Linked DNA regions of Mus musculus: all the other regions are linked to region 3. A link is a loop called in an ENCODE intact Hi-C map of the cell type or tissue named here. Cell type or tissue: heart. All regions are shown on one strand. Links, peaks and the distances in the headings refer to the core of each region. The heading gives the core; the rest is flanking DNA.

Region 1 (8,286 bases), core at 1,234-6,233, 430 kb after region 3:
CCTACGGAAATAATCAAGACAAAAATACACCTCTCTGCTATATTATTAGAAGAGAGGGGGGAAGAGAGGGAGAAAAACCAGAAATGTTTGCCTTTAAAGAAACTACTTATACCACCTCTGGGTCATTTGGCTAAGATCACCTCCAGGGATCAGTTCCATATGTGTGCCCCAGTAACACTTAACCAAGAACCTATGTCTATGCAGAATCTATAGCAATGCTCATATGAAGATGCTCCTGTAATAGCAGACGGTGGTTGGAAAATATCCTACATGAGTTATAAATTCTGTCCTGTTTCAAAACTATGGAATGAAAGCAGAAAGAAATGGCATTGTTTTCACCTCTCCCCTCCAGTGTAGCTGCTTACAATATAATTTTTATCTTTACACAACACATTAAAGCTTTCACTTTTTTAACCTTTATGCTTGTGACTTTTAAAACACCATTTAAGTATATCAACATTTTTGCCACAGAACCCTTCTAAAGAAGTTGTATTTGTTTGAATTTCCCTTTGCTTGCACATGTATCTCTCCCTGGAACTAGAATTCCAGTGGCTATTACAAGGCAGTTCCTGTATATTTATTTTCATTTTTTGTGAGGTCCTATAGGGCATAGGAATCATTCAACATTTTCTAAGTACACATGATCCATTTACGAAGACAAAGCACCTTGTGTTTCTATAGTTGGTTTTATGTAAAGCTATTAAAGGAACAGGAAATGTCCTTCGGCCGCCTTTCTCCCTACAGCTGCCCCAGAAATAGTCATTAGTATTAAACACAACAGTCTCAAACTGTTTCCCGTAGATCCATGGAAAAAGACTGCAGAGTCACACCGAAGCACTTGGGGTTGTTTAGAATAAAGCCCATCCAAAAGCAGTGAGATGCCAGTTTACATGTGGGATGGCAGCGGCAGCTGCCTTGTTACTGTGTGGCACTGCCCCATCCTAAATCAGATGGGAGATGGGTGCTGCCTGACAGAATCTGTCATCAGCATTAACATTATTAAAATAATTTAAAAGCTGCTGCTTCCTTTTTCAAGCTTAAGGGTGGGCTGTTGGTTTGTCCAGGCCTCCCTGGCTTTGGTTCTGAGGACTCCAGGCTCAATATTCCCACACCAGATTTTCTATCCAGCCAGGCCCCAGCTACCAGTTTTTATCCCAGTGGGACAGTGCAGCTATGTTCCTGGCGTTTTCTGCCTATTACCAGTTAGGGTCTGTGAACAGAATCTCCATTTGTGAGAACCTCATTGTGGATAGCACGCAGTGGTCTTTTCATTTTGATTGATGCCTCTGGTTCTGCACCATCTGGCTTCTGATAGGCTGCATTAATCATATCCCGAACTAAGAAAGTGTAGACATGTCTGCTTAATATGTACCCATACATAATGTAACATTAGTTATTCATTCAGCTTGCAAGGCAGAGTCATAATATACGCAAGGTCTTTATATAGTAAAGCATAAATATTAATATGAGACCCATTAATGCTGTTTTTACTTGTACTAACCTCCCCCTCATACATTTGTTTATGAAGATTGAGGAATTAAGAAAAGACCGTGTACACAATTTGCATGAACACACCACATTCTGCTGGCACCTCATATGGCTTTAGGGTGATGTGTGTCCATCACCCAATACCATGAGTTCACTGTCTTCTCTAGTTGCCTTGAAATACAGGTTAAATGCAAGTGGCAAACAGATAGCTTTTCTGTCATATGAACTCCCTGCACCAATGGCAGCATCTGTTTCCAGGGCTCGCTGGGAGCAACTGTGGCCCTGCTCTTTTGTGCTGCCTCTGGCTGGCCCCACTCCTGACAAGCTCTGTCCCCTGCTGTGCAATAGTATTAAGAAAGAAGGAGGACCAGGAAAAGCAAGATAGGGATTCACAAATCAAATAGAGTAGACTCTAAATTTAGGGCCTCCAGCCTTATCAGTAGTTCAAATTTGGTTTTGGAAATTTGCTAGGGCCTTTTCCAGGAGGAGAGATTTAGTGAGTATTAATCATAATCTCTTCAGTATGGAGAGGAGGGAAGGGAATGGATTTCAACTCTCCTGGGAAGTTACCTCGCTCAGCATCTCAGGAGCATATTTTTTGCAGTAGCAAATTAAAACCATAACTTCAAAAAACACATTTTATGTTTTATTAATTGTGTTTTGTCATAACAATACCATATTCCTATGTGGTTACATCTTCTTATATGTGCGCCAAACACAAACTATGTGTTTTAATGAATTATACCATTGAAGTGTGAGCGAAGATTAATGCTTGTATGCCACAGAATGCAAAATACAGCACACAGTGTAATAGTGATCAATCATGGGATAAAGCCTGGGAAAGCAGGCGCATACTCAGAGTTGGTGTTGAGAAAGAAGCACACTGCAGCTTCGGTTTGAAATGTGATTTCATGAGGTTTAATTAGTTGCCTAAGCACCAGGAGCAATAGCCATAGAGCATATGTCAAATATTACCTGCTCAGAAACTGTCATCTTAAGACTCATCATACTAAAATGGCACATGGAGAGCTCGGAAAAATCATTCCAGGGGTAAAATCCATCATTTAACATTCAGTTCATCTGCTTCTTATTTTAAAATTCATTTTTATGTTTCTTCCAATAATTTAGAATTCATTATGCTTAATTCACTTTATTAATTGATTTTTTCAGTGCACTCACAGTCACCAACACTGCATAGACAAATGAGAAAGCAGAGCCTCCAGAAGCAGGCTCCGGCTGTGGCGACGCTCGTGCGGCCCAGAATGCAGGCAGAGTGCTGACTTTGCCAGAGAACACAGGAATGGTGTCTTGGCTGTGCATCTCCTTGGATGATCTAAAAATAGCAGTCAAGTAGCTAGGCTGTTTCCAGGTTAACCCCCTTTTAAGAGATTTAACATCTTAGTGTGCTTGCTCTGTTACAAAATAATAAAGGAAAACAAAACGTTAGTGACCTCAAGCTTGCAAAGAGAGGTCATTCCTACTCTGGTTCTACTTCATAGTTTGTAAGATGCATTCGGGAAAACTCCTGTGTTGCCACTTGTAAAGGTGTGTGCTGATTTACAGTTCCTGCACTGCCTCTCTCTCGTGTGTAAGTTCACACACTGGGATCCAGTCTCTTCCTAGGTTCCCGTCACTGTGAATGATGAATACAGATGCTTCCTGCTGCCTGGATTCTGCTTCTTGCATGAGTTCCCCTGAGGGTTTCTGGCTCAAACTAAAAACTATTCTTAACCTATCAGGGCCTGAGCACTGGTGAACTGCAGCATGATTTCATGTCTGCCTTTGAGCAACATGTAAGCTGTCCCACTATGCTTCTGAAAATCAGGGGCACTCATTGTGAAGGCCAGGCAGGTATGATGAGATCAGCTCAGGAAGCCAAGGCAGGCAGCTTCCAAGGGGCCAGAGCTTCTCTGCTTCAAGACCAGGCTTGGGCAAACATGTCAGAAAGCTGAGGTCTTTCTTCTTCCTCCACAGTCCTTGGATTTTGGTTGAATATGCAACAACATTGTAAATTATCCCTCTCTAATTTATAAATACCAAACACTACCAAACACGTGTGACTTTTGTATTTGGAACTTTGCTTGTGTGTGACACATGTGTTTAGGTGCATGTTTGCCCATGTAGAACCTAGAGATTACCTATGATATCACTCTTGCAGCTCTGGCCACTTTTCCTGTCTGAGGCAGGATGCCTCATTAGCCTGGAACTCATCATCTGGGCTCCACTTGCTGGCCAGCAAGCCCTAGGGATCCTCCCTGTCTACACTTACAGATGTGGGCCGCCATGCTTGGTGGTTTTGCTTGGATTCCAGTGATTGGACTCAAGTTGTCATGCGTGGGCAGCAAGCACTTAACCTGCTGGGCTATCTCCCTGGACCTTCTTTGTAACTACTTCTTTTTCAACTATTTTTAAAATTACAATATAATTACATCATTTCCTCCAACCCTTCTCACATATCCCCTCTTCCTCTCTCTCAAACTCATAGTCTCTAACTTCTTTAATTTTTATTACAGAAACTAATGTATTCCTAAGAATAGGAGTACAAGCTGCTCATTCTGTTTCATTTTACTTGTATGAATATGCTTTCAATGCTAACTACTTGATATTGGATTAATATATCTATTTTGCAATATTTTTGAACATAGGAATACATTTTCCTCATTGTCCTATTTTATAGTTTTTAAGGTTGCCGTATTGTCAAGAAGGAACCAGTCACAAGTGTAGCTCTCCAAATCAGAGAACAGTACTTCCATTACAGGCTGTGCGTTCTGTTCCCATGGCCGTTAGCTGAAGTCAGGTGTCACAGGGTAGATCAGTGTCAGTGTGTGGACAGTCTGTCTTTGTAAGTGGGACTCAGTAGTCATTCTATGATGCATCATAAGCTCACATTCATTACTTCTGTCATTGCATGTGAGGCTCTGGAGATAGAAACAGTGAGGCTCTGTGTGCCCTTGTCCTCACACACTGTCAGTATGTTGTGGGGATGGAGTCAACAGCTCTTTAAACTCTACTATTCATACACAATACCAGCAGCGCCACTCTTTTTAGCTGCCAGTAGTATTAGTAACAATGTTTACATGCATTTTTGAAGGAATCACATGTGAGAGCTTAGCCAAAGGCTCTTGGAGCTTTAAAAGCATGAAGAATTCATATGTAGTGTCGATCCTGAAAAGTGTTGGGAGAACTGTGACTCATTGCTTGGACCAAAAAAAGTCGTTGTCGTCGTCGTCGTCGTCATCCTCCTCTTCCTCCTCCTCTTCCTCCTCTTCCTCCTCCTCCTTTGCTTGAATGCTTGATAATGAGCTTTTGCCACCATCTCCCCAAATTTAGAGGATAGTCATACTGAAGAACTACTCTTGAACTAGCTGTCCGATGCTGCAGTAAATTATTTTCACCTGGTCTAGAAGCCTCCAAGGCTATTGGTAGCCCACACCAATGGTCACCATTGTCATTCCCACACCCTATCTCTTAGTAATATGGGCCCACATCCTCTAGAATAGAGACCAGAAAACAAGCAGACATCATGAGCGGAAGGGGTCAGTAATACTACAGCATTTAGTCAGCATGTACAGGAGCCAAAGGCCACCAAGTCTTAGCTGACCTATAATCTGTCGTGGTAGCATTCTTTAGGAAGTCTCTTTTGAATACTGACCTACTGCATTGCAATTATTTGGTTCCAAGTGGAAAATACTGTTCTCAGCAAAACAAAACAAAAAACATTTATTGGTAATCATATATTACTAATGAGGAGTATTTTAGTTATTGACAATTTGTTCTTGACCCTCACTGCCAAAGACAGATTTATCACATAAATGAAAGAAGCTACTCTCATTGTTTTCACAGTGTATTTAAGCTCTCAGAAGGTAGTTAAAGCATGAAAAGCCACACAACAATAGGCTCCAGGCCTCTGCTGTATAGACAGGATAGTTAGACACTTGTCTTTTGAGAGAGCTTTCTTTGGAATCTTTTGAAGTAAAACACTTTGAAAAAATCATTTTTTCATAAAGCAATAATTTTATTAGAATTATTGGTTAAAGAGCCTATATGTAGTATAAATTGAGTGTGATTGCTCATTGAATTCCTGGGATCAGATGGCAGAGATGCAGACTAATAAAAGGGAGTGTCCCTAATACAATATAAGTAAACAGGGGAGGAGGAGAAGCTGCCCATCAAAGCAGCCGTGGCAGCCATGAGTTTTCCTTGGGAGTGGCATAAAACTTACCATCAAGCCGGTCAACTTCCCATTACAAACACTGGCTGCCTATGGCTGGGCCCACTCTGTCCGACTCCCAGGCTCATGTGCCGGGACCTTGCCTTGCTTCTCATGGTCTTTTCTCAGTTTTATCTTGCTGCTTTGTTACCTTCCCAGTCTTTCTTCTTCTGCCTTCCCCTCCCTTCCCTCATTTTCCCTTCTCCTCTTCTCCTGTCCCTTTCATCATTCATTCCTCCTTTTTATTTTTCTTTCTCTCTTTCTTTGTTTTTTTTTCTCTGTGTGGTGCTAGGGACTAAGCTCAGGACCGTGTACATGCTGGGCAAGCACTCTGACAAGGACTGTGTCCCCGGCCCTTCTTTCTTTGCTGTTTGTGTTTCTTCTATCACGTTAAGCATTGACTTCTATATGAATGAATAGAGTCTCGCTTTTGTTTCAAGTGCAAGTGTGAGTAGATGGTTTATGGCCATCTGTATTTTGTCATGCAAAATTCAGTGACTTGGCCATAATATTCTTCATTCTCCCTCTCTCCCTGGTCTCCTCCTTCTTCTCTTCCTCCCCATCCTTTCTTTCCACTTCTCCCTTTCCCTCCCCCCCTTTCTTGCAAAACATCCTGTTTTCCTTTCATTCACAGATAACCACAACCCAAAGCTTTTTATGTCTCTAACATTTAACAGACTTGATTTCATTTCGAATATTTTTGTAATCCAGATTTGCTAACACCCTAGGCAGCATCTGTAGATTGGAAAAAGCAAGTACTTCATCCAGCTGGCCCTGGCCGGCACGTCCACGCTCGAACTGAGTACTTAGGGGAACATAGGGCACATTTCCTAATCCTTCTGACCCACACAGTTGTCATCTGTGAAAGACGGAAAATACTGTCTTCTTTTATGACAAATGAAGCTGCAAACAACTGATTTGTAGAAATAACTTGGAAAATCTCCTATCCATTTCCTTTCCCTTCCTTTCTATATAATATATCTAGTCTAGACATTGACAAAACTATATTTATCAAATATAAAAATACATTTTATGTTTTACTTCTTACATTTTTCCATGCATCAGATTGACTGATCCTACAAGTACAAAGCCAGACCCAGTCCTGGGGATACCTGAAGTCACAGTCACTTCAGGGCAATAAGTGTCTCCTTGCTGCCGCCACATATCCTTTTCCATGCTCAGGACCCCAGCCAGCCCTTCTCGTTCCTATTCACCCACAGACATGCCTGCTTCCAGGACAATCCAGTGATCTTATCCCCTTCCGGTTATAAATCATTAAGGATCATCAGCAGGAGATCGTCCTGGTTATGTTCAGTTGGAAAAGAGAAAGGTATTTAAGCTGACATCCAAAGTACTAGTTGTTGGTACTCAGTGATAGCAAACCTTCCTGTTTTGTAGCAGACTTTTTGCAATGTGTCCTTGTAGCATGCCTGAAAAATTATCCATTTTAAATCCCCCACCCCATCCCCATAGACGTCACTTTTATGTCTTGCAACCTGACCAAGGAGATCCATACATCACTGGAAACTGCTTCCTTCAGGCAGAAGCCCATCACTCCCAGAGAGCCTGGTGTCAGAGGCTGGGGAGGTTGCAGGGCGAGTGGGTCACCAGAGAAGGCAGCCAGCTCTGAACATAGGGTGGCATCTGCTAGATGCCATTACTTGAGATCTTCAACATGCCCTAACAAAAACATGATAAAACTGAAGAAGGAAGCTGGCTCCAACCTCAGTGCAACTCTCAAGATGCCTTTCTTTAACATCTGTGCTTGTAGAAAGTGTGGGGCACAACAACAAATCTCGTTAATTATGAAGATATCCATTACAGGCTAGAATGTAACTTTCCCCTCAGGTAAACAGTCAGCTTTCTGCTGACTGTGTTTCTCTGTTGTTTTCTTGTGGAAGGAGAGTTAAGCTAAACCTGAAGGATCAAGGAGAGGAACAAACAAGCATCCACTTAATAGCTAATGTACCCATGAAGCAGATGAGTAATACTGTCAAATACTTTATATATGGCCTTGTGTTTTTACTTAATAATACCTTAGCTGCTAGAATATAAATTTCTCCAGTTTAGGGACCATGTCTTCTACTCTCAAGTGCCCCTCAAGGAACACAGAAAAGGAGTTGATGTTTAAAAGGTTGTAAGTAAATGCTTGTTGAGTAGAATTGAATTTATGGTTGTATTACATATAAGTTATTTATACTAAGACCATAAAAACCACTAAGTGGAGTTTGATATAGTTTCCAGTGGACACATTGTGGTCCTGTGCCTCCAAGCACCCCTTAGACATACCTTATGATAACACTTTCGTTCAGGCAAACCGGTGCCCTTCTCCCTGAAGGTGTCTCATCTACATACATTAGGATTTTACCCAAGGCTAATATCACTCTCTCAATTGGGTATATAAAAGTAGGAAGGGGCATATCATTTGTACTGATGCTACTGGCATGTGGTGCCCAGGGACCAAGGATGCTAAACCTCCTGAATATTGCCATGTATCACAGAAAAAAAAAAAGAAATAGCCCCTAGCACATGTTAATAACAAGCTGAACTTCTTAACATTTGTATCCAGAATTACACTTGAGTCTTAC
Region 2 (8,286 bases), core at 2,144-7,143, 210 kb after region 3:
AGCTTAGAGTCTTGGAGGAGGAAAGAGTAATGGTGAGTTGTCCTTGGTTAACCAGATGAGATCCAGAATCTCAGAGAGACAGTTTTGAGTTCAAGAGAGGGGGAAAGACCTACTGTGAATTTGGAGGCATTATCCCATGGGCTGGGGTTGTGGGCTGCATATATAGGAGAGAATGGTTGGGCCCCAGAATTCCCTCTCTGCTTCCTGACTGTGCATGTGATATTTCCGTCCACTTCATTCTCCTGCCCTCACATCTAGAACTTCTTTGATGATGGATTGTGCTCTCAAACCTTGACTCCTTTTCCTTATTTAAAAATATTTGTTTAAAAAAAAAGTTAGCCTGAGCTATGAGATCCAGTTTCAAAAAACAAAACAAGTGTGTCTGCCTGCCTCCTTCCCAGCGTTGTGGCATTCTGCAAGCATTTCCAAGGCTCTGGCTGCAGACATAGACTAGGTGTGTTGGTAGTGCCTTGTCTGTCACATCCCCCCCTCCCCCGGGAGGTTAATTGGAGTCACCTCAGCTGTTCCTTAGACTGCTGATGCACTTACATGCTATTGTTTTTGTTGTCTTTTATTGGGAACATTTCCTTGAACATTTTCTTTGAGTATCAAAAGACGTTTTGTCTGTGGTTGGAAAAAATGTCTCTGACCTGCCAACCAAACTTGAAATTGCATAAGAAAATGGGTGTTGATGCTGAGAAATGGTGTGTAGGCAACAACACTCTTGTTCTGTACAAAACAGTGATGAAATACCAACAGCACATGTGGACTCGCTCTTGCTTTATGTTTGTTTGGGAAAAGCTTTGGGAAGAAAGACCCATGTCTGCTGTTTAATGCATTTCATTTAGGGATGGGATTTGTTTGGCAGTCATTATAGGGACAACATAGAACTAATTCTGTACATAGCTCCTTCGGTCCCATTTCTTCCTGTTTGTATTGAAATGTAACTGCCATGTATGACTTGTAGGAAACAGATCACAGCCTTTAGGTGATTTCTATAGAATTTCATTCTCCTTTTCAGTTATTATTATCCCCTGTTATTAAGTAGGCCAATGTCTGTGTGTTTCTCCGGGTGTCTGTGTGTCTGTCTTTTTCTCCCCTCCTCCCCTCCTCCCCTCCTCCCCTCCCCTCCTCCCCTCCTCCCCTCCCCTCCCCTCCCCTCCCCTCCCCTCCCCACCTCCCCCCCCCCTCTCAGAGATCAACCACACATACGATTTTTTGAGAGATGTCTCTAACTAGCCTGGGACTAGACAAGTGTTTTATCAACTAAGCTTTCTTTCCAGCCTCTTTATTAGTCTATGTGTTTCAAACCACACATGGTGACTCATATTTACAACTCCAGTACTCAGAAAGTTAAGGTGAAAGGATGATAGTGAGTTTGAGTCTAACCTGGACTATATTAGCAAGTGGCTATCCTGGATTAGAGAGGGAGACCTTTTCTCCTTATTTCAACTTGTGTGTGTGTGTGTGTGTGTGTGTGTGTGTGTGTGTGAGTGAGTGTGTGTGTGCCTACCTTAAAATGAAGCATTTTACTTCTCTTGGTTGTATAGTTTGGGAGCACTTACCCTGTCTTATTGTTTATTGAGAGGCCCTCCCCACCATTTGACTCCAGAGTCTTTCTATTTCCCCAAGCTTAGATTCTGTTCATGAAACAGCAGCATCCCTGATCCCTCTTGTCTTCATCCCTGGTACTCACCCACTTTCTGCACCTGATTTTGGCTACACTACTTACTTTTCAGTTGGAGTCACATCCTTTTTCCTTTTGTGATTTGCTTTTTACACTTAGTGTTGTACATTTATGCTTCTCCCTAGGGATAGCATGTGACAGATTTCATTTTCCAAGGCCAGATACAATTCTATGTACCTACCAGATTTACTTTGTATATTCTAATTCTGATCAATATTTGTGTTTCTTTGCATTTTTGCTATGAGAGCAATATTTACTGTAAACATTCTTGAGCAAGTCTGTATGTAAGTGTTTGTGTATAGTTCTTTTGTTTCTATGGTGTTCCTGGATCATATCATATTTCTTTTTTAGGGAACTCTGCCTTTTTAAGGAACTGTCAAGTTATTTTCTATAGCCACTGTGTTACTTCCCATCTCTACCACTTGTAGAATTTTGTGTTTTCTTTTCTTCAGAGTCAGTCAACAGAGATCCTCAAATCAAAACAAAAAACAAAAATCCCGCCTTTAATCCCAGCACTTGGGAGGCAGAGGCAGGCAGGTTTCTGAATTCGAGGCTAGCCTGGTCTACAAAATGAGTTCCAGGACAGCCAGGGCTATACAGAGACACCCCTGTCCAAAAAAAAAAAAAAAAAAAAAAAAAAAAAAAAAAAAATCCTCCATTCTTTTATATGGTCAACAAAAATTTATCCTAACTTCTTCATATGCAAAGTTTCTCCATAATATTACAGTTGTTCATTATTTTAGGTCTATCTGGCTAATTTCTCTTTATACCATAGTGTTTGTGTTCATGCAATATAAGGTTTCAGCTCTCAACTTTGGTCATAGACTTTAACATAAAAAGATCACCTCAGCAGCAGGTAGAATCCCGTTAGCGGGGATCTGGGAAAATGTTTTTAAGGTCCCCAAAGACTAAAATAAAGAAAGTAAGTATAAGATTCGCCCTATGTTTAACCCTACCATCTGACTCTATAAATCATGAGAGTGCACTGGCAGAGACAGTTTTGATTTCTGAATGAGGCCAAGATCTGTAGGCCTGCCAGTACTGCTGTGCATCAGCAAGTTTTTTGATAAGTTATTTGCATTAAGAATTTGTTTATGTTTATTGATTTTATTTTATGCATATGTGTGTTTGCCTGGTCACTGTTTATGTGCATGGTCCCCTTTGAGTTGAGCACATGCATCTGATGGGACTGGGGTCAGGGGTGATTGTGAGCTGCCATGTGGATGTTGGGAACCAGACCTAGGTCTTTGCAAGACCAGAAAGTGCTCTAAATTATGGAGCCATCTCTTCAGCTCCTGATGCATTATCTTCAGTGTGAATTGTTTTTTAATTTATAACAATAACAACAACAAATACCACCAACAGAAATAAGTTGACAGTAGACTAGAGAGATGACTCAGCAGTTATGAATATTTGGTTCCCTTATGGAGGACCATAGTTGGTTCCCAGCATCATGTTGGGTGGCTCATAGCCATGTGTAACTCTAGCTCTAGGGGATCTTAATGTTTCTTCTGGCCTCCAGGAACACTCACATACATAGTGATATACATTCACACACACACACACACACACACACACACACAGAGAGAGAGAGAGAGAGAGAGAGAGAGAGAGAGAGAGAGAGAGAGAGAGAGAGAGAATAAATATTGTAAATCTTTTTCCATAAAAAAAGTGAGTTGATAATAATTGTATGTCTCCCTTTTTATTTCTACAAATAAATAAAGAGTCAGTAAGAAGAGAAAACATGGCATCTGTTGGTCTTTGGCTCTGACGTAGCAATTCCACTGGTTTCTGAAGGTGGTGAGATGCTGTGGAGGTCTCACTCTTCATGCTCTGCTTACGAAGATAATGCATTTATATGGTGTGATTCAAGAAGATTGTGTTTAAATAAAATGAATTTTAGAAACATTTGAGACCAGTTTTCAAAGTATGATACAAATAACCATTTAAAATAAAACAACTCAACTCAAAGGGATTCTCTTTCCCCAGAGCATTGGCAGTGCCACGCTTCCTCCCTGCTCCCTCTGGTCTACACTTCTAAATTCTTTGCAGGTTTACTGGTTCTGATGGGACCTGTGCATATGGTAATGCTGTCTTTAGCCAGGAAGAAAGCTGTATTTCCAATCTGTGTTTTCTTCTTGGGTTCTATTAGCAAAATTGTGTTGTATTTATTTTTTAGCTGTAAAATTAGAGAATGACCTTGATGAGTATTATGCTTGAAGTTTTTTATTTCTATTTTTTTTGTTTGATTTTTCCACAAACTCAGAAGTGTAAGCAGTTTTCTACACGGCCCCTTCTACAAGGCCTTTGTAGTATGCCTGCTCTGTAATCTTTTTGTGTCTTGATGCTTGGACTGTCTCAAATGGTCCTGTTCACAAGCTTGTTACAAATCTCTAGAAGAAAAATGTTCTATTTTTCAGCATAAAGCAGTATCTCTCTAGGAATGTTCAGTACATTCATACATATATCATGGTAGATGGACTTGCTTCTTGCTTATCTTTTATCTTGCTGTTTAATATACACCTCTGTAAAACAGTTTCTGGTGCTGGGGGCATAAGACTACTTCCCAGAAGCAAGCTGTGAGATATAAATAGAAAACATGAGAAATTGACCTGGGATTATTGCCACCACCTATGTGTGATTTTTACTCTACACACCATCAGCTGATATATTCACTAACCAGGGCAATATTCAATTGAACAAAGATGTTTTCTTGCCATTTTTGTTTTTGTACATTTTAAACGAGTTTTTTTAGACTTATAAGGGAATTTGGGGATATGTATGCAAATAGGTTCCAGAAACTTCAGTGGTTCTTTCTGGTCTCCGGAGAACTAAATGTAAGTAAAATATGAGCTTCTTGTAATTGTATGCATATGCAATTTTGGCATTCTTTTTATTTTGGTATTTATCTTTGTTTTTTAAAAAATTGTAACAGTGGGTCTGTATCCCCACTGGTGTATGTAGTGGCCATCTAACATCACTAGAAAGTTCTCTTCAACACAGACTTTTCCAGAAAGCCACAATGTTCAAAACACAGAGCTGTGGAGCTCAGTCTACAGTACAGCTCCTGCGCCTTTAAGGCTCAGTTATCACTGCAGAAACAGGAGTGGAAAGCTTTCGAGAGCCAAGAGGAACAGGGAGTTTCTGGTGAGATTGTGTCTCCTAGGAATGTCAGAAGCCAGATCCATGTCTCACCAACACAACTACATAAACAAGAGCTGAAACGGACAACAGCAGCAAACATGCTGATGATGCTGGGGGAAAGCCAGCGAGACTTGAAACCTACACAAGAAACTGCAGGCAATTAGGACACGCTGAGAGAGGGAGAAATAGTCTGCTCTAGGGAGGAGCTACCAACTTGGTTATCCAAAGCACTGGTCAGCCCTGCAAACATACAGACAAACATTCTATAGACTGTTCAGACTGTGCTTGTGCCTTTAGGGGTGTGTGTGTGTGTGTGTGTGTGTGTGAACAAATGAATGGAAAGGAGGCCATTAATTTCAAAATAACAATGAAAGATGTATGGAAGTATTCAGAGGGAAGATAGGGAAGGGGAAATGATGCTACCTCAAAAATAAATAACATAAAAACTAGTAGTGCCAGTACAAAGCAGTTTAGCTTTAGAGAACGTTGTTGTTGCTAGGCATGATGTCTTCTCATTCCCTGTGTGTGTTTTCCTGCTGACCTACCTGCATAGCACGCCTCCAACTATACTAAATTATGGTTTGGTAGCTTGTCCAGTCCATTGTGAGATCTCCAGTAGCACCAAGCATTTTTTTGTTGGTGTTTTAGTGGACTACGAGCACTGTGTTAAAGGGTGTGGCACAGTAAAAATTGCCGCTTGTGTATGAAGGTGGCTGCATTTGTTTATTTGTGGGTGTATGCCAGTGGTGTGTATAGACGCCTGGGCATATGGAAAGGCCAGAGCATTGTGCCTTACTTTATGTGTCTCCTCCTTATTCCTTTGAGTTAGTGTCCCTCATTGAACCTGGAGCTAGGCTGGTGGCCCAAACACTTGAGCAGTCTTCCTGTCTCCATCCAGCAACACTGCGCAGTTTATAGTTGCATGGGTAGCTATATCTAGCTTTTTACAGGAGTGTTGAGGATTTGAACTTAAATCCCCACTGTCGTATAGTTAGGGCTCATACTCAGCAAGGAGCCCCACCAGGCACAGCTGTAAGGCTTTTAAAGGATCATGCAATCAGTTTGTATTCTCACACAGAGTTAGTTTTTGTGTTATTAGAGGAATGAAGAATTCAGTTTGTGCTGTGGGGTGATAATAGCACAAGGCCAACTTGCTTAAGCTCCTGGCTGTGGTCTCCAGTATCACATCAAGAAAAAAAGAAGGAAGAAATTGAGTGACTTGGCTTCTGTGTACCTTTGGGCACAATTTATAATCCTTTTGAGCTTTAGTTTCCTTTATGAGAGATCCAGGTAATGCTGCTTGCATCCTTATTATATAAGATGCCTAATTTTGTATCAGGCAAGCATATGAGCCTCTTCTTTTCTTATTATTAGCTACCATTTCTACCAAATCCTTTTAAAGGCCTGGGAATTGATGGATACTGGCCATAAAAATAATTCTTTCAGGTAAAGGGAGTGGGGATGAAATCCATGGGAGTGAAAAACCATGAATGCAGCCTTTTGCAATAAAGAATGAAGCTCATAGGCGTGACATAAGGGGGCTAGAGCAGCAGTCTGTATTGTGTAATTTTTAACACGCAGGAGACAGAAGCCCAGAAAGGGCATAGTGGAAGACGATGCTGAGTTATAAGCGAAATTCTGGCGTTTGGAGGGAATCAGTAGTCAGTGCTGAGGGCGCAGAATCCTGGTCTTAGGAAGCCAAAGGCTTCATCGTGCTGGGACCTCACTTCTGCTGTGCTCTGGTGCTCCATTTTCTCTTGCTTGGGCTTTCAGCCTCAGCAGCAGATAGATCTTTATTACCTGAAGGAAGAGTTCTTCATCTGATGATAGCATCTCCTGTATTTGGTAGTTCAAACACTTGGCCCTTTTTTTTTTTTTTTTTTTTTGAGAAGTCCTTTAAAAAGCTAATGAGGAGACACAGTAGGTGCTAATTAACAGCCAAGTCTGCCTCTACCTGTATCCTGTTGAAGTTATTTATTGCATTCATTTTTCCATTGCATGATGATACCTTGGTGCAGAAGTATATGGGCAGTGGCAGTGTAGCTTCTCCAAGACTTAGCTCTAAGAGCTTATTATTTTGTCACACTTGAAGCTTCGAAACATTTTTATACAGTAGCAACTGATTTTTTTCAAAAAGTAAGGATTAAAGTATTTAAAAGGGTTGCAGCACACTGTTTCAGTAATTTACATTCAGTGTTCATGTTTTATTCTCAAGTGGGTTTGCATATTCAAATGTATTCTTAACCAAGAATCCAGGAGAAAGAGCAGCCTCAGTCACATGAGGATTCTCACGCTGCCCCTCTCCATTACTAACAGATTACACGAGTTATGTTTTAGAATAGAACTATGGTTTTTAAATTATTCTCAAACTTACAATATCTAAGGTTTTGGAAGAGACCATGCTATTGCATCAGTATATTCTGGGTTCCAGTCTTTTGGGAACTCATGATTTGTGAACCACCATGGTATTTCTTCTTCTTTCTTTCTCTCTCTCTTTCTTTCTTTCTTTCTTTCTTTCTTTCTTTCTTTCTTTCTTTCTTTCTTTCTTTCTTTCTTTCTTTCTTTTCTCTCTCTCTCTCTCCCTCCCTCCCTCCCTCCCTCCCTCCCTCCCTCCCTCCCTCCCTCCCTCCCTTCCTTCCTTTCTTTCTTTCTTTCTTTTTTCTGTCTCTGTAGTTTAAGAGCGCTGTCCTAAATGTGCTCTAGCAGACCTTGGGGCGGACTCCTGAGTTCAGTCTAATCTCCCTGCTCCTGAGCTGGTTAGTGTTTCTTGGCCAATGGCCAGCTCACAAGATGTGTAGGTGCGCTGCGCTTTCTCTTGTGTCACCACAGCCAGGGTAGGTGGAGGGTTTCCTGCATCTGTGCAGTTGAGCAGCCACCTCGCTTTTGTTTTGGCTTTCAGTGGGGAGCCCTCAAAGATCTTTTGTATTCTGACTGTTAAAGAACCTGGCTCTGTCTTCCTCTTGGACAGTTACTTAATTACTTATGGACAATTGAAAGTGTCTACTATGAATTCCCTTATTTTAAAGTGTTGAAGCGATTGGTCAGCACAGTTCCTGGTGACTGAAACATCAAAAAGCCCCTTCAGTGCTTTGGCACTGTGACTTTCTTCTGTATTCTAAGAAGCCCCTCCTATTAGAAGTTAGACATAGACTTACTGCTCGAGTTGGTCGTGTTGTGACATGTTCACAGAAGTATGCACTTTAGAATTGTTGCGTCTAAGGTTACTAACAATAGCAAGGGTTTTTTTTTTTTTGACAGATAAGGATTAGTCTATCTTATTCAATGGAAATCTAGAATTAAAAGTATCTCATCAACAATGTGTGGAAGAGCAGTTGAGTGAAGAATATTTTGAATTCCTAATGTATTATTTATATTTTCTGGCTTTTCTATTAGGAATGTTTTAGAATATCACTCATTTTTCCTTTTTAATGTGTTTTCACAAGCGGTTTTTCATG
Region 3 (8,286 bases), core at 2,219-7,218:
TTTGTCATAATTGGTTCTGGGAACTCTTGAAGAGTAGCAGCAATTCTTGTTTATTTATTGATTTTAACATACTGCCTCACTGTCTCTTTCCTCTGTGAGGACCAGGCTGGCCTCAGCTCATAGAGCAGCAGTACTTCGTATGCTTTCTGGGTCTCTTCAGACTCCCTCATAATACAGTTCTATCAAAAAACTCATTACAACTGGGTACGTAGTTCTAGTAAAATATGAGCCTGGCTTCCCTAGGTGGGTCCCGCATTCACAACAGTTATGCTAATGTGTAGTTATACCTGTTGCTCATGGGTATTGCATGTGCATGATGGTTTGTGGGAAAGTCCGCCCCCGGTTGAGTTCTCATAGGCACATGAGGGGACTGTGTGCTTGTGGACCATCTTATGGAAGTCAGAACTGAGTCTTTATCTTGGGTGTCCTAGTTGCAGAAAGCGTAAACATCTCTAGGCTGTTACATTCTTGATGGTTCCTTTGTATCTTTGTATATAGCTTAATCAGTTGGCAAGTATGTTGTGAGCATACTGTGTATTCGTGGGTAGAGTTCTAGGAACTTGTGGAGACACAAAAGGAAGAATCTTTATATTGCTTAAATCTTAGAGGTTGTCTTGGGCAATGCTTATTTCTAATGGATTCTTGCTTTCTCTTTTAATAATAGAGAAAAGTAGGATCTGCTGTAGTTAAAAACTTTTATAATCTGTATTTTAGAAATACTGTAGCATTTTGTGTTTGATTTGAGGAACTCTCTCGTGTAGGGAGACAGCACAGTGGACTGACTCAGGTGTATAGCGTACTCCTGGGCTTTGGCCACTCAATGCGAAGTATCTTTAACTTGTGTGCCTGAGGTCAGTTTCATGTATTTGATTCATGTATGGAGAATTTTATATAGGAAATGCATACAAGGATCACATTACTGATTAGGTTATTAAAATGAAATTTTTAGTTTGTGTTGATGTTGACAGAAGTAATGCTTGTTACATAAAGTTACTTAAAAACCGCAGTGACAGCAAATGTTGCCTGGTTATCTCAGTTTCCTTTGCTGGCTTGTGCTTTTGTCACGTCACACGAACATATCAAGCTTACCTAGATGATAAGTTACATTAAGACACAGAGTAAGCTGGGTGTGGCGATACATGCCTTTGGTCCCAGCACTCCTAAGAGGGTTATAAATGATATACACTCTGATTGTGAGTGGTTTAAGTTGTGGAAGATGATCAGTGTTATTGAATACCAGTTATATCCCTCACCCCCTTTTTTATGCAAAGTAATTTTTTCTTGCTTTTAATTGAAAAGATTTTTAAAAAACCAACAAAACCCATGTTTTCTGATTATATTTCTCCTCCCCCAGCTCCTCCCAGATTTCCCCACTTCCCCACTCGCCCAGGGTGGAAACCCTTTCTCTCATTAGGATACAAAGAGGCAATAAGTAAGTAAATAAAATAAAAAATACAAACAAACCAGACTAGGACAGAACAAACAAACAAGCAAACCAAAAGGAAAAGTGTCTGAGATAAAGCTCAAGAAACATCACACACGCAGGAACTCCATAAAAATACAAAATGGGATGTCATTTATACATGCATGCACACATGCAAAGGACCTGTAAGGGTAAAAAAACAGCCCTGAAAAAACATTATGAGACCGAGAACCTCCAAAAATTCTATTGAATTTGTTTTATGTTGGCCATCTACTGCTGGATGTGAATGAGGCTTAGCCCTAAGAGTAGTGACTAGACTCCATTGGATCAAATGTTCTTTTCCTTTCTGAGCAGTTAGCAATTGGAGATAGCTTCTGGACTAGGGTATGGGCATGTGTCTACTTCGCCTCTCACTGCTGGGACCCCATCTGGCTTAGACCTTTACAGGACCTATAAGTGCAATCACAGTCTCTATGAGTTCATATGTGCATCTTGCTGTCTTTTGAAGACCTGCTTCTTTGGTGTTCTCCACCCCCTCTGGCTCTTACAATCTTTTTGCCTCTTCTGCAGGGTTCCCTGAGCCCTGAGGGGAGGGAATTAATGGAGAGACCCCATGTAGGGTTGAGTGTTCCAAGGTCTCTTACTGTATGCTTATTGTCCAGTTGTGAGTCTCTGTTTATTCTCATCCACAGCTGATGCTGACTGAGGAAGATGCTAATCTATGAATATAGCAGAATGTCATTAAGTATTGTTTTATTGTTATTTTCCTTTAGCAGAAGAGTAGTATTTGGATCTCCTATATCCCTGGTCTAGCTATTCCAAGTTCTTGGACACATGAGCAGAATCAGAGACAGGTTCATCTCATGGAGTGGGACTCAGATCTAATCAGACGTTACTTGGTTTGTCCTACGAGTCTCCTGCCATTATTGCATTAGCACATTTTGCATGTAGAGCACCGTTACAACGGTGCTCAAAGAATTTGTTGCTTAGTTGGTGTCTACCTTTCTCCTTTGGTAGCATGCAGAATGTCTTCTGGTTCTGTGACTGTTTAGTCAGTAGGAGTCAAGGCTCTAGGTAGGCAATAGTTGGACTCCTCCACGTGCAGTGAGTTGTTGTCTTCAGCAGTAGGGCTTTACTCTAAGCTTGTGGAGAGCAGTATATAGTTCTGTAGTCTTGGCACCAATCTGCATTGGCCAACAGCTTGATTGTACATAACTCCAAGAATACATTTTTTTTTTTTTAATTAAAGGCATGGGGCCACCACACCCGGCTTTTTCTTTTTTCTTTTTTCTTTTTTTTAAGTTTTATTTATTAGTATATGTAAGTACACTGTAGCTGTCTTCAGACACACCAGAAGAGGGCGTCAGATCTCATTACGGGTGGTTGTGAGCCAACATGTGGTTGCTGGGATTTGAACTCAGGACCTCGGGAATAGCAGTCAGTGCTCTTAACCACTGAGCCATTTCACCAGCCCCCAGCAAGAATACATTTTTAAAAGAGAAAAATTGTAGTGAACAGACATAATGTCCAAATAAAACTAAAGACTTTAGTGAAAGTCATTAGAGTGTGCATATATGTGTTTGCATGTATGTGTGTGTTAATAATGACTATCATTTGGAAAGATTTTTATTATATAAAGCCATTTATATAATAGGGCATCACAATGTTACAATTTGAAAGGCCATTGATATATTTAATTAATTGCTGGATGCTATGCATAATTCTCTGTGGCCTCAAGGGACAAATGTATCTTTGAGAAATATAGCAGGACCGTTGTGCCACCAGGACTGGGTGGCCCACTTCAGAAGGAGAGCACTGTGGTCACGTGCTGCACAGCTCTACTGAAATACCATGGCCAGTATTTTTCCTATTAAAATAAAAATATTAAACATCCTACATATAATTTACTTTGTTTGCCAATAAATTTTGCCTGAATTACTATAAGATCTTGCATGAAAGTTGTTGAGAAAAAAATGGCTTCTTATAAAGAGTTATACTTTATATTATAAAAACTACTGAGTATTTTCTATTCACGTTTCTATAATCTATGTTCTCTGTATTAAATATTTTGTTGAAATTTTGAAGTACTTGGGCTGGGGAGATAACTCACTCACTTGTGTGGTGCACAGGACCGAGATTCAGCTCTGTTATCTACTTAAAACAAAGACATGAGCAAAACCAAAATCCAAACAAAACAGAACAAAGCACCCAGTGAAGTGCTGTGCTTTGGTGACCCTAGCTCTGGGGAGGCAGACAGACAGATTCCTGGGTCTCTTGCCATGCTTGCTTGGCAAGGTCTAGGCCAGTGAGAGGCTGTCCACTTGCCTCCACACACATGCTCATACATTTGCATGTGTTACTGTGCACACATGCATTTGCATGTGTTACTGTGCACACATGCATTTGCATGTGTTACTGTGCACACATGCATTTGCATATATACTCATACATGCACACACACACAAATATTTTGTAGTACCTTATTGAACTATAACTATATTTAGAAGGGTGTTTAAGACTTTGTTGCCGAGGTATAAAGTGGGATACACAATGATTTGTTGCCTCTTTGAAGTGGCTGAGATTACAAACTTAGGCTATGCTTGGATTTGAACTTAGGGATTCTGGAGTGCTAGGTTGACACTCCTCACAGAGCTACTTTCGTGATTTCTCTGTTAGTTTCTGTTTCTTCTTTATATACATGTTTGTTTTTCAGGCAGCACAGAAATAATTAATATATATATCAAATCAAATATATATATTTGATTTATTTGTCTAGTTGGCTGAGAAATTTCCCCATATTTGGCTTCTTAGGAAGTGCCCAAACTCATTTTGGACAGAATGCTAAGCAGCCCTGATTTGTCCTATACTGTGTCATCTGTACAAACCAAGGAGTGTGGGCCTTTCCTGTGTCCTTTGTACTTCAAGCAGTATTCTCCTTATGTTTAAATAATCTTGAATGATTGAGGAGAATGTTGGCTTTCTTGAAGGATTAGTTGGAAAATCTGGTTTGGTCTCCAGAATTTGAATGATTGATTAGAATCTTCATTTTTTGTTTTTTGTTTTTCAAGACAGGGATTCTCTCAGAATCTTCACTATTTTTAAAGGAGTAAGTGAATTCTCTAGTTCTTGGTTCTGGGTCCTCGCTCTGAAGACGCTTATCATTTGTCTAAAATGAATGGCCAGCAATGGTTAGACTTCCATGCTAGTGAGTCATTTGATACAGAGTGAAAACCTGCTTTCCCAATTTTCCCACTATTAAAATTGTGATACTGTTACCATTCTCCTGTTTCTCCTTGTGAGCTTGCAGTTTGTTCTTCATGCTGTTAACATTTGACCTAAACTTCAGCTTTGTGTAGCTTGTGAGCAGCAAAGCCAGCCATATGCTGTTTTCCTGAATAAACTTGATTGAAAGGGGAACTGTATCAGGAGATTGAGGCTTTAAAAAACTTCTGGCCTGCTACACTGTGTTCTACCTACATGTTAGAGGTTTTATGAGACAAATAAAACACATATCCATATACTTTCAGAAATCTGATACCTATTTAATTGCTTAATAAAGTTCAGATTATGCTTAAAAATATTGTACAGTGTTCTTGAGTAATTTATGTAGAAATAGCCTGTGTTTAAATTGTAGTTTTCTTTCTTAAGAAAATGAGTAGATGACAAATTACCATGAAAGCATCATTTAAAACATACTTAATTTTTTTATTTTTATTTTTTGTTGCCTTCTTTAATTTTGGGTCTAAAAACTTCAGGGACATTAGTAGTTGAGTATGTTCAACACTCTGGCCTTCAGAAGGTTTGTGTTAAAAATAAGATGTGTTTCTAGCTTTTGAACAGCAGATGGCAGTATTGCATCATGCGATCACTTAGTGGTGTTATGACCCCTGAACATGAATTCCATGTTACAAATGATCATCTAATAAAATGATTAGAAGTCATTAAGTTACCTAACATTTAATTTTTCTCTGCTTTTTTTCTATTTTTAACAGTATTTATATAAGAACTTGGCAAATTGACCTTTTCAGAGGCCATGTGAGCTCTTGTTAATCTGAGATGCAGTGCGCAGCAAATCAGATGTGTGATTATCCAATGATGGGCTGACAGCTTCAACTGGTCTTGGTCGCTTTCACTGCTCGTCCTAGTGTCTGGTTGTGGCTTTCCGTAGGAATATATTAAGGTGGGATTTTTGAATCTGAGGAAAAACTATTTGTTACTTTATGACTCTCTTACTTTCAGGCTTACTAAAAACAGTGGCATGGGTCCATCTTGAGTGCCTCATGAATTCTCAGACCTGTTTATTAAACAGGGTTAGGAAATGGTAAAGCAGAAAGAGTTGAACTCTGCACTTTCACATTCCCCTCTGACTTGACGTGGGTTTGAGGGTTGATGTAAGAGGGGCCTAGAATCTTGGTACAGGTTTATATATACTCTTTGGTATGTATTATATTTATGGTAATCTGAGGGCTTTCTTAGTGGTGGTAGTTGTGCCTTAACATTGTTTTCATGAACCTGATCATCTTAGACCCTCCTCTCCATAAGCCACAACGCTTTGGCACCACTGCTGTTTAGTATATTTCTGCTTACTGAAATAGTGACTTCTTAGCCAGTCCCCACCTAAGTGTGATTCACCCATTTTTCCTTTCCTTTGGTGAAGTCTTTCCATCTTACTCAGCTTGGACATTTCAGAGATACTTGGTCAGCAAATCAGAGCTGAAGTACCCAACTTTTAACACTCACACTGTAAAATAAGGGTAAAATCAGGTAATATCTTCTATTAGCTTAATTGCTAGCCAGCTAGCTCTCTCCCTCTCCCACTCCCTTTCCCCTCCCCCTCCCTCTTCACCTCCCCCTCTCCCATTCCCTTTCTCTTTCCCTCTCTCTCCCTGACAGAGTCTTACTGTATAGCCCAGGCTAGCCTTAAGCTTACAGTGATCGTCCCGTGTTAGTCCTCTGAGTCCTGTGATTAGTCCTGAGCACTGCCTTTGGTAGAAGTGGAGGATTAAATGAGCTAGCATGAGCAGTGTCCATGTGTGTTTGAATTACAAGTGCCATTGCACAGGGTACCACACACAAAATAGGAATTTTTAAAATGTGCATTATATGTGGGTTAGTGATCAAGTAGAACTGACTTTTGAATATGATGAATGTTAATAATTGCTTTCCAACTTTAACACAGAAGTCTATTGTAACAGTGAACTAAGTGGTATGTATGCATGTGAACGTCTGGAGCTTTCAGTAGAGTCCTATTTAGGTGCTGTCAGGTCCACTTGGCTTAGTCTTGACATGTCTGAGATAAGATCGCACGCCATCACTCTTCCTGACATGGACACTTTTACAAATGGTATTGAATCAGAAATCCAGTTTAATCCATTCTTATTAAATTGGAAGCAGTAATTGCTTTCTGTTTAATGGGCTGGAATTGACTGTAGCAATCTCGATGGACCTTTAAACTTGATAAAATACGGTTACATATGTTCCTGTTGGTTTGTGTGCTCATCAGGGTAGGGTTTAGCGTGTTCCTTGTGTTCAGAAGTTGAATTATTTGCAATGGTGGTAAAGGGTATAGTAGAAGGTGGGGAGAAGAATGGCATTTTCTCATTCCCCCCCTTTTTATTTCTCAGGGAATAAAACAGAGAAATAAATCTAAGGGCCTTCAGAATGGAATTTTCACCTACCACTCAGAAATAGGGAAGGCGATTATCTCTAGAGAAGACCTGGCGGGCGCACACCGGCCCCTGAGGAGTGAAGGCGAGCTGTGGGGAGCCACAGCCTTCCGACAGTTAGGCTTTCATTTAGTGGTCTCTAAGTCTCTCCATCCATGTCTGTTTCTAGTGACAAGGCTTGCCATTGGACTGAAGATGTTTCTGAGGTATTTAACAATCGTTGTTATGATTTGCTTTCATAGAAGAGCAGTGTCCAGTGTAAGATAGCTTCTCCTGTATCCCAGTTCCAGCAATGCTGGGTCTGGCCCGGCTCTTTGTGTGCTGCAGGCCAGCACTTAGCAGATGCCCTGTGTCCCCAGCCCCAGAGCAGCACTCAACGCACCCTTCAGCTTCTGGCTTTGTTTTGTTTAATTTGTTTTCTGTTGCTGTCTTGGTAACCTTATAAGGTGTCTCCATTTTGATAGCTTTTAGCTGTGATTTAAAAAGTCATTCTCTGAAGAACTATTGGCTGATGGTAATTTGAGTAAAATTGACAATGAGTAATTCAAGGGCACGGGCAGACCACTGTCATATCTTCTGCTTTCCACGTGAGAGCTGAATTGTTAGCAGACAGAAATGAAGGCCTGAACTCTGAGGGTGTCCTAGAGAAATATGTTGTGATTTCATAAAACTTTGTGAAATTATTGAAAAAGAGTGAAGGTGGTGTACAGACCTCATCAGTTTAAGGCACAGATCCTCGAGTGGGTGAGCTTGAAGCTTACCCGTCACAGCTCACTGTAGCCTCTTGTGACTTAGGCCAGGTGTGAGGCAGGTGCAGGCTGCAGTGATGAAGGCTGAGATCCCCTCCGCAATAAGGAAAAAGCTTTTTGCAGTTTTCAGTGATGAACCCCCCCATTGTCACATACATAAATATTGTTTTGAATACATGCTTTAATATTTTTGAAATGTAAATACCTTTATGAATGCAGTTAATGTTTATATAGTCATGTAATAATTTAATTAATAATAAAAACATTTTTTTGGCACATGTATGATAAAAACATTGTAAAAGGAATAAAATTATTTTTTCAAAATTGTGTATAGAAATGTGTGCATTACTTATAACAATTATGACTATATGGTTATATAATTGTAATGAATTAGTGTTGGAATTTGAAAACTAGTATTGTGACCCAGCAGTGACTGGCTCAGAGGTGT
Region 4 (8,286 bases), core at 2,106-7,105, 640 kb after region 3:
GTGTAAAGCCAATTTAAACCTTCAAGACACACGTTCAAAAGATGCTCAGTTGCTGCGGTAGTAATGAAAATGCAGATGGTGGTGAGGATAAAATGCCACTTAGAACCCAAGAACAAGTAAATAGGCAGTGTAAGAGCCTTATAGAAGAAACCCTTCTCTACTTTCTAGTGGGTGGTGTCCACACTGATGCCTTAAAGGGAACCATGGATACAGCCCTTTAGGAGGAAGGAATCAATCCATGTTAAAACAATGGGAGATACACTTTTACTCAGCACTTCAGGGGGTTCACTCCATATAGAAACAATATTTTAAAGACATACCTTCAAGGCTGTTTGTTGTAAAGCTTCACTCATGGCGGTAAACGGTAGAAGCAAGGCCAGGGGGGTGGCTCGTCATGGAAAGGGGCTTGATGCCAAGTCTGATGGCCTGATCTCAATCCCTGGGGCCCACGTGGTGGAAGAAAAGAACAGATTCCTGCAAGTTGTCCTTTGACCTCCACATACAATCCGTGGTGGAGTCATGAGACCTCATGTGGATGCTAGGAATCAAACCCAAGACCTCTGAAAGAACTGCCAGTTCTCTTAGCTACTGGCACATGTCTCCAGCACAAATCATAATAGAACATAGTTTTAATAGAACATATCAAATACTCCAGGGAAGGTGGAGGGTGTTTGTGTTTAAGAAGTTCTAAGGAGGGAGCCCTTCTTTGCTTTTAATGTGCAGTATCCATGACCTGCCCCAAAGGGGCCTTCCAAAGCATAAATAATAGGAAGGTGGGGGCAGCTCAGTGGATGAAACATCCTCAGTGTACATATGAAGATTCAAGTCCCACGAGTTGACCCATATAAAAGCTGGTGTGGGCCTGGTGGTCTGCTTTTCATCGCAGCGTCTGAGAGGCAGAGTCGGGATCCCTAGGGTAGATTGGCCAGCTAGTCTAGCCAAATCAGAAGCTCTGAGTGCAGTCAGAGAGCCTGCCTCAGCAAACAGCATGGAGAGTGATGAAGAAAAATACTTGACATCTATTTCTGGCCTCCATATGCACATACACACGTGTGAACATGCATATGCACACGCGCACATGCACACATACACCATGCCACATACACACAGCATAGGTAATTAATGGGTCGTGGACACAATGACCACTTATTGTTGTCAATGTGAAATATTATTCAAATATATTATATATGTTGGCAAGAAAAGGAGTTAAATTTCAGTTCTGGAACATTCTGCTCTCTGGCCTTGCAGTTTTTCATCTGTGTGATGGGAACTTTTCCTTCATTTGCCTCGATGATCACGAGGTAAGGAGCATGGGGGTATAAAGAGAGCAAAATGCCTTGTGTGAAGTCTGGCATGATGTAAATACCTGAGCATGTTTCTTGTCCTTTACACTCAACTTTTCAGTGTTGTCATAAATGACAAATGGGGAGGACGGGAGGGGTGCTTTAGGATGCTGCAGATGACGTGCTAACATGAGGCTGCTGAGAGAGCCAGCAACAGCGCTGGCAAGAAGCCTTTGGGGTCAGCATTCACATCCATTCTCAAACATCCCCACTACACACTAGAGCTGCAGAAAGTCTCACCAAGTTCAAGAAATTGTTGGCTCATCTAATGGCCAGGATGAGGCACAGGATGAAGTGAATTGCTCCAAAGGAATGTCTGGCACAGAGTCTCTGTTTCCAGAACTTTCCAGCACTGGCAGGTGTGAGATTCTGCAGTTACTGGGGGCCTGCCAAGGAGACTCAATGCTAACTGCCGAACACGAAGGGGAAAGTCCCCTGATGAGCTGTTGAAGGCAAGTTATAAAAGAGGGTACAAAAAAAAAAAAAAAGAGTCAGTTCCTAGAACACTCTGTAGGCATTGATACTTGGCCCAAGACAGCCCAGGTGCTAGCCAGCTCTTATGTGTAGAGGAAAACATAATGAGACAAGGCTTATCGACTAGCATTCTTTTCATACTGGTCTGTACAGCCAGTCTCTCACAGCTCACAGTGAAAGGACTGGGAAAGGAAAGAAGTGAGAGTTTGTATTCACAAAGCAGAAACCCTTGCCTATTGTCTTTGCTCCCATATCTGCTGCAGCAGGGAAGCAGACACTTGGAAGCTACCCTTGCTGGAGAATACAGACTCCTCACTTGGGACACCAAGGTAATTAAAACAAGGATGAAAGCCTGATATTTCCACCTTTATGTAGAGTCTGTCTCCTTTACTTTGACTCCATCTTCCTCAGGTGTCCTGTGTCCTGTCAAGGATGAAGGCAGAGACATGAGTAACCATCTTTACCCTTTCCTCCTGAGTCACCATAAATTTCAAGGACAAGACAGACCCATCCATCCACATTTTTTTTTTGGACAAGGGACTAAAGCTACCTCTGAGCAATGATGACTCAGCAGGACCGTTCACCCCCAGTTCACCCTCTGCCCCTACCCAAATGAGAATAATCTTCTATGGTGGAAATGTCTACCCCAGTCTAGATCTTGTGGGGAATAGATTGGCCCTACACCTTGGGCTATGCCTATGATTAAAAGATTAATAATATATTACATCATCTTGAAGAACTGGAGCTAAGATAATGATAAAGAACATCACACTGCAATCAGAACTATTTAATAACCCAATCTTTCTTGAGCCCTGCCCATCCTTCCGATGCTTAAACCTAAAACTCATGTTGGTGCCCTGAATAGGAAGTTGCAGTCACTAGACCCCATTGTTTTCTCCTGCTTTCACCTTGGGTTTGAAATCTCCCTCCTATCCACAGTTCTAATTCTTCTCAGAGAAGAAGTGGTGCAACTGTGATGGGTAGAGTCTTCCCCTGTAGCCACTAAAAGCAGTGGGCAGCCTAGAGTCTACAGGAAGGTCGAGCCATAGAGCATAGGATGTGGCTACAGGTCAACATGTACAGTTTGGGTTTGAGCCCCGAGACGAAAGACTGCTCCCAGTTGCTTCTCAACCTGATCTAATCTTTCCTCGCTTAACAAAAGCTTTATGTCTCAATCTGGGTAAATAATTGACCACAAATCAAATCATCCCCCACTCATCCCTTGCAGACCATGGCCTGTCATCACAGTAGCCATTGATAGTCCTTATTAACTTTATGGTAATTGCTGTTTTCATTGGCCACCAACACACAGAGGCTTTGGTGTAAACACTGCAGGCACTAATGAGTCTGATAGCCTGCTGGCTTTAGGAGAATAAATATTCAGGATAAAACTTGACAACAGTGCGTACTACTAAATAGCTTTTACAAACTCAGTCACAGGGCTGGAGAGATGTCGGCATCATTAAGAACTCACACTGCTTTCAGGCTATGTTCACTATGGTCAAAGACCTTGACTAAAGCAACTTATGGAAGGCAGACTTTATTTTGGCTTATGGTTCTAGAGAGATAAGAGTCCATAATGGCAGGAGAAGTGGGGCAGTGACTGGAGAAAGAAGCTGAGAGAGTAGACAGGAAGGATGCTGAAGTTATACATTTGCAGAGCTTGATACTTGGTGACATACTTCCTCCAGCAAACCTTCACATTCTAAAGGTCCTATAACGTCCCAAACAGTTAAGTATTCTGGAGGACTAAGTATTCAAATAATTGAGCCTATGAAGGACATTTCTCACTCCAACTACCATCTTGCTCTAGCAGAAGACCTGAGTTTAATTCCCAGCCCTTATTTCAGGTGGCTCAGGGCGGCCTGTAACTCTAGCTCTAGGGTAGCTCTGGCCTCGGTGGGCACCTGTAGTCTTCTGCACATATCAAAGCCAACACTACGTAGACTAAGTGTGGGGGTACACACCTATCATCTCAGGACTCGGGAGGCAGAGGAGGCCATCAAAAGTTCAAGGTCCTCCTCAGCTACGCAGCAAGTTTGAAGACAGGTGAAACTATAGTTACAGGTCACACTATGGTAGAAAGAATCTCTGCTCGGATTCCAGGCCCAGGTCTGCCTCTGGGGATACCAGCCAAAGCTTTGCTCTCTCTGTTTGCTTGTGTGTAAAGACAGGAGGCTGGATTAGGCATCCATGGTTGTTTTAAAAGAGAGAGAGAAAAGGGATTCTGCAGAGTGAAAGGAGGTGTCACCCTAGGAATGATCCCCCAGGCCATTGTTCAGGAGATCTCCAAGGACTCTGGTAGCAGAAATACAGAAAATGGGACAGGAAGTTAGGAATACAGTTTACTTTAAAAAAAAAAAAAACTAGAAATACTGGTTTTGTAGAAACAGCATTAGGTATAAAGCGTGTGTACATTTAAGAAGTTAAGACACAGAATTTTCCTTTTTTTTTTTTTTTTTTTTGCTGTTTCATTTATGAGAATTTTTTGACATGTTTAAGTTAGGCCAAATAGTGTGTTTTAGTGATGATTTTTTAAAAAAGGAATTAAGAAAGAGAGAAATTCTTGAGGAGTGAGTTCCAAAAGAGGTAAAAACTTCAGAGCTTCATAGTCTGGGGAATTTAGAAGCGTGAAGCAGAAACTGGAAGTTATCTCTGTGACTGGCTGATTCTTTGGGCCATTATGAGCCAGCCCAATGGAGGGCTGACTCTATGCTATCCCTCTGGTCCAACCAGAGAGCTGCTCACACACTGTTCACGTCATGTGCTGCCCACACAGTTAGAGGTAATCAAATCTCCCTCTGTCCGTCTCCGTTTCCTGCTTTGACCTTGACTGTCTGCTAGTTGTCAGTCTCTTGGCCCTTGGCCGGCAGCACTGCCTCTGACCTTGTAGATGTCCCGAATGCTGTTGGTTATATTAGGCTGTCTTTGTTTCCAAGATGTGGCTGCAGTCTTTTCTTGGTTAGCTCATATTTAGACCCCTGTCTGTGAGGCAGCCTCTCAGATCTGGTTAGAAGCCATCCTTACTTATGGTGCCTTCTGTCACAATTAGCTGCATTAAAAGCAGGACAAGGGTGCCTTGCATACATTCCTCAAGGGCTTTCAGAGGAGCCAGCTGGATTGCTGTCACTGGCCCAGAGCCCTTCCTTTTTTCTTATCTGTCTAGCTAGCTAGGTTACCGAATACCCTCCTCGCCATACTCCACACTGCTTCAGACTCTGCCATTTTAACCCCAAACCTTCTCTTTAACTCAGCCTCCGTCTCACTGCAATGTATACAGGCAATTTACAGTTGTTAGTATGGGGCCCCGCGCCCCATCCTTGCCTCTCCCCCACTCCCCCAGCACATCCCATACAGTCTACAGAAGAACTAGCTCACATCTCAGTAGCATGCCTGTCCAGGAGGCATAAGGCTTTGGGTTTGGTTCCCAGTGCTGCAAAAATGAACAAGTACATGATATCAGACAAATAGGTCCAGAATAGATCTAGTATACTAACTCGAATCTGTAATCCCAGCATTCAGGAGGCTGAGGCAGGAAGATTTTAAGGTTAAAGCTAGGCAGGCCTATTTCCAAACAAACAAGAGAAAGAAAGAAAAACCTATGGTGACAGGATTCCCGTCTCAGGGGACTTCTAAACTCATATTTGGCCATTGTGCAACAGTTACAATACTGTTGTGAGGAGATCAGCTACCCTGGGCTCTGCCCCAGTAGCGTCAGAAGAAAAGGAGAGCTGAGAAGAGAGACTTCTGTTCCTCCCCCCCCCCCCCCACACACACACACACTCCCCTGTGAGAAGAGGTATTGTGATCATAAAAAAAAATAAAGAAATATTAACATAGGTTCTGAGGTGTGTGGAGGAAGGTATTGGGGAAGGAGGTCCCTCAGCGGGTCCGTGCCGAGGCATCCCTTGCCCCTGAGAGACCAACTAGAGTTTATTCAGGGCATGACGAGGGTAGTTAAGAGAGTAGTAAAGGTAGAAAGAAAGGCAGAGAGAGGGAGAGAATAGAGAAGTAGAGGCCAGCCATGACCGCGGGGAGATGGGGGGCGGGATGCGGAGAGAGGGGGGGGAGAAGGGGGCAAGTGAGAAGCAGGAGTAAGAGAGTAAGAGAACAAGAGGGACAAGAGAGGAAAGAGGGGGCAAGCAGCCCCTTGTATAGTGGGCCAGACCTATCTGATCATTGCTAGGTAACTGGGGAGGAGCATACCTGGCTGTTGCCAGGAACTGTGGGGGTGGAGTTCAGACAGAATACCAACAAGGGGGACTCCCACCCCATATCCTTCAGCTCTTACTCCTCTACACCAGCCTCAGAGCACAGCGTCCCTCCCGCTATCCCAGCCTCTGTGCAAATAAGGAATTGGGCAAATCGGTGGGTCCTTTTAGGTAGTCCTTGGTTGTTGTTGAAGAACTGTTTCCAAACTCCCGCCCCAGACCACGAGACAGCAAACTCTGCAGGTGCTCACGATCCCTCTTTGTGAAGGGCGTGGTATTTGTACATAAACGGCACAGACCCTCGAACACACTTGAAATCATCCATAGGTTACTCAGAATGCAATACAGATGTGGGACAGGCAGCTCTCCTGTTGTATTATTTAGGGAACGGCAAGAAAAAGCCCATACTTGGTCCACAGAGGTGCAGTTGTTCAGTTGGTTTTGTTTTGCTTTGTTTTCAAATATTTCAATCTGCCTTTAGTTGACTTCATGAAAGTGTGGAGCCTGTGGATTTGGAGGGCTGATCATATGATGATCTGGTTTCAGTTTTAATCAGAATTAAAAAAATTTTTTTTCAAAGAGATAATTCGTTTTCCCCCCTGTGGAGTTAAGTTCCAATATATGATGAAGGACATAGACCACTCTCCACTAGAGCATCTTGGGTTTACTGTGGATTGGAAAAAAAAATGTTTGAGGACGCTGTATTTTTCTCTTCCAGAAAACTAGACAGCATTGAGAAGCAGAAAAAGAGAGAAAAAATAAAAAACAAAACAAAACAAAAAAGATACAACATTGACTGCTCATAACATGTTTTACATATTTTTGGTGTGCTTTTGGGTTTGTTTGTTTGTTTGCTTAATCTTCATAAAATAACCCAAATGAAAGAGAGTGTTGTGCTAGCGCCATCTTACAGGTAAGAAACTTAGCCTAGGGACCTACTAACCCCTGTAGCTGGTGAAAAGCCCTGCCTAGTTCAGCCAGCCACTTAGTGAGTAGAGATTGGCTTACATCACCTGGCTGGCTAGTGGAAGAATCAAGGTAGAAACCCAGGCCTTTGATTACAGTTACCTCTTCCTGCATTGCTCAATCTTTGGAGGTGAAGGACCCTTCCAAGAGGTCCTTTAGCCTTCAGGAAGAAGGCTCCAGTTCTCCTGGTGCCTCGGGAAGAATGGTAGTCTGCCCATATCTACACAGGCAGGCCCCCTTCTTCCTGTTTTCCCTCACTCTCCCATAAGCCACAGCACAGAGGCACGTGGAACAGGCTGTTGAACTTAAGCAGCCTGGCTGGCATTAACTCAGCAGACAGAAGATTGTCCAAAGCCTGGGCATCCCCACAAATTCCTGCTTGCTTCCTATCCCAGCATGACTGGGCTATGTGTAGCTCAGACAGCTCAGGCCATAGTCAGAGAAAAGCTTGCCTTCCGGATAGTTGCCACAGGGCCTAGCAACCGCCGAAGAGGCTGGAAAAAAAAGGAATAGTACAGGCTCTCCTCCCTCTCTTCTGTCCCAGATACAGTGACACACCCTGCATGTGTGTGACTATTGAGGCCTCAATAGCGACTGGCTTGTGTCTAGCTGGGTAGCCTCGGCTGGATCAGACCTGGGTTGTTTGAAAAGGAATTAGAAGAGCGGCCCAGCCGCTGATGATTATTCATCTTTGCAAGCTTCACTGAAGCACCAAGGAGAGCCCCTTCTGGGCGGGTCTTCTAGGATGTTTGTAGAAAAGTTTAAGGGAAGAAGGAAGACCTACCCTGAATATGGATAACAAAGAGTCCTGCACTGATTCAAGCCGAGAAAGGAAGCTGCCTCTTACTCCTGCAGTGGAGATGGGCACGATACCCCTCAAACCAAGAGCTCAAATACACCCTTAGGGATTTTGTTTTTTGTTTTTTGTTTTTTTTTTTTTTTTGAGGGGGGGGAATTGTTTGTTTGTAAGGAGTTTAATTACTTTGATATTGAAATGAAAACAATAACAACAATAACAGAAAACAAATAAAGACTCGTACATATTTGCATTCTGTTCTGAAAATGATTTGAGTTGGGGCTGCGAATGCTAAATAGCATCATTATCTTTTGCATGGATAGATAGCTCAAAATGTGTTTCAATTGAATTTGAATAAATGTGACACCAATTTTTCATCTTATCTAGTTTAATTTTCATGTACTTATTGAGCTCCTGGAAAGTAAATACTTTGCCCCCGCCTGTACCGCCCATTGTGTCTAATATGCGTATGTTTTCGCATATACTGGACATATCT

The links. Peaks named below come from ENCODE experiments on the same cell type or tissue, not always from the same donor. Only the 100,000 strongest peaks of a DNase experiment are listed, where the experiment ranks them.
Region 1: a loop joins it to region 3, with 2.6 times the contacts of the local background. A loop is called at or near these places in 3 of 42 quality-filtered maps.
Region 2: it touches region 3 in a loop (2.2-fold over the local background); 2 of 42 quality-filtered maps call a loop at or near these places.
Region 4: a loop joins it to region 3, with 2.7 times the contacts of the local background. A loop is called at or near these places in 3 of 42 quality-filtered maps.

The regions. Positions count from the first base shown.
Region 1 is chr13:29,409,556-29,417,841 of GRCm38, reverse strand. The region is part of intron 13 of Cdkal1 (CDK5 regulatory subunit associated protein 1-like 1); the gene reads left to right. Among named protein-coding and RNA genes, the nearest start is that of A330102I10Rik, 400 kb to the right of the region's middle. In heart, for the core only: no CTCF peak of the experiment used is centred there; a DNase peak (open chromatin) is centred at 3,161; H3K27ac peaks cover 1,421 bases.
Region 2 is chr13:29,628,162-29,636,447 of GRCm38, reverse strand. All of the region lies in intron 8 of Cdkal1 (CDK5 regulatory subunit associated protein 1-like 1), which reads left to right. Among named protein-coding and RNA genes, the nearest start is that of Cdkal1, 220 kb to the left of the region's middle. In heart, for the core only: no CTCF peak of the experiment used is centred there; a DNase peak (open chromatin) is centred at 4,877; H3K27ac peaks cover 2,010 bases.
Region 3 is chr13:29,835,832-29,844,117 of GRCm38, reverse strand. All of the region lies in intron 4 of Cdkal1 (CDK5 regulatory subunit associated protein 1-like 1), which reads left to right. Among named protein-coding and RNA genes, the nearest start is that of Cdkal1, 16 kb to the left of the region's middle. In heart, for the core only: a CTCF peak has its summit at 5,270 (motif pointing right); no DNase peak of the experiment used is centred there.
Region 4 is chr13:29,196,210-29,204,495 of GRCm38, reverse strand. It overlaps a transcript of Cdkal1 not described here. Among named protein-coding and RNA genes, the nearest start is that of A330102I10Rik, 180 kb to the right of the region's middle. In heart, for the core only: no CTCF peak of the experiment used is centred there; a DNase peak (open chromatin) is centred at 4,615; H3K27ac peaks cover 2,428 bases.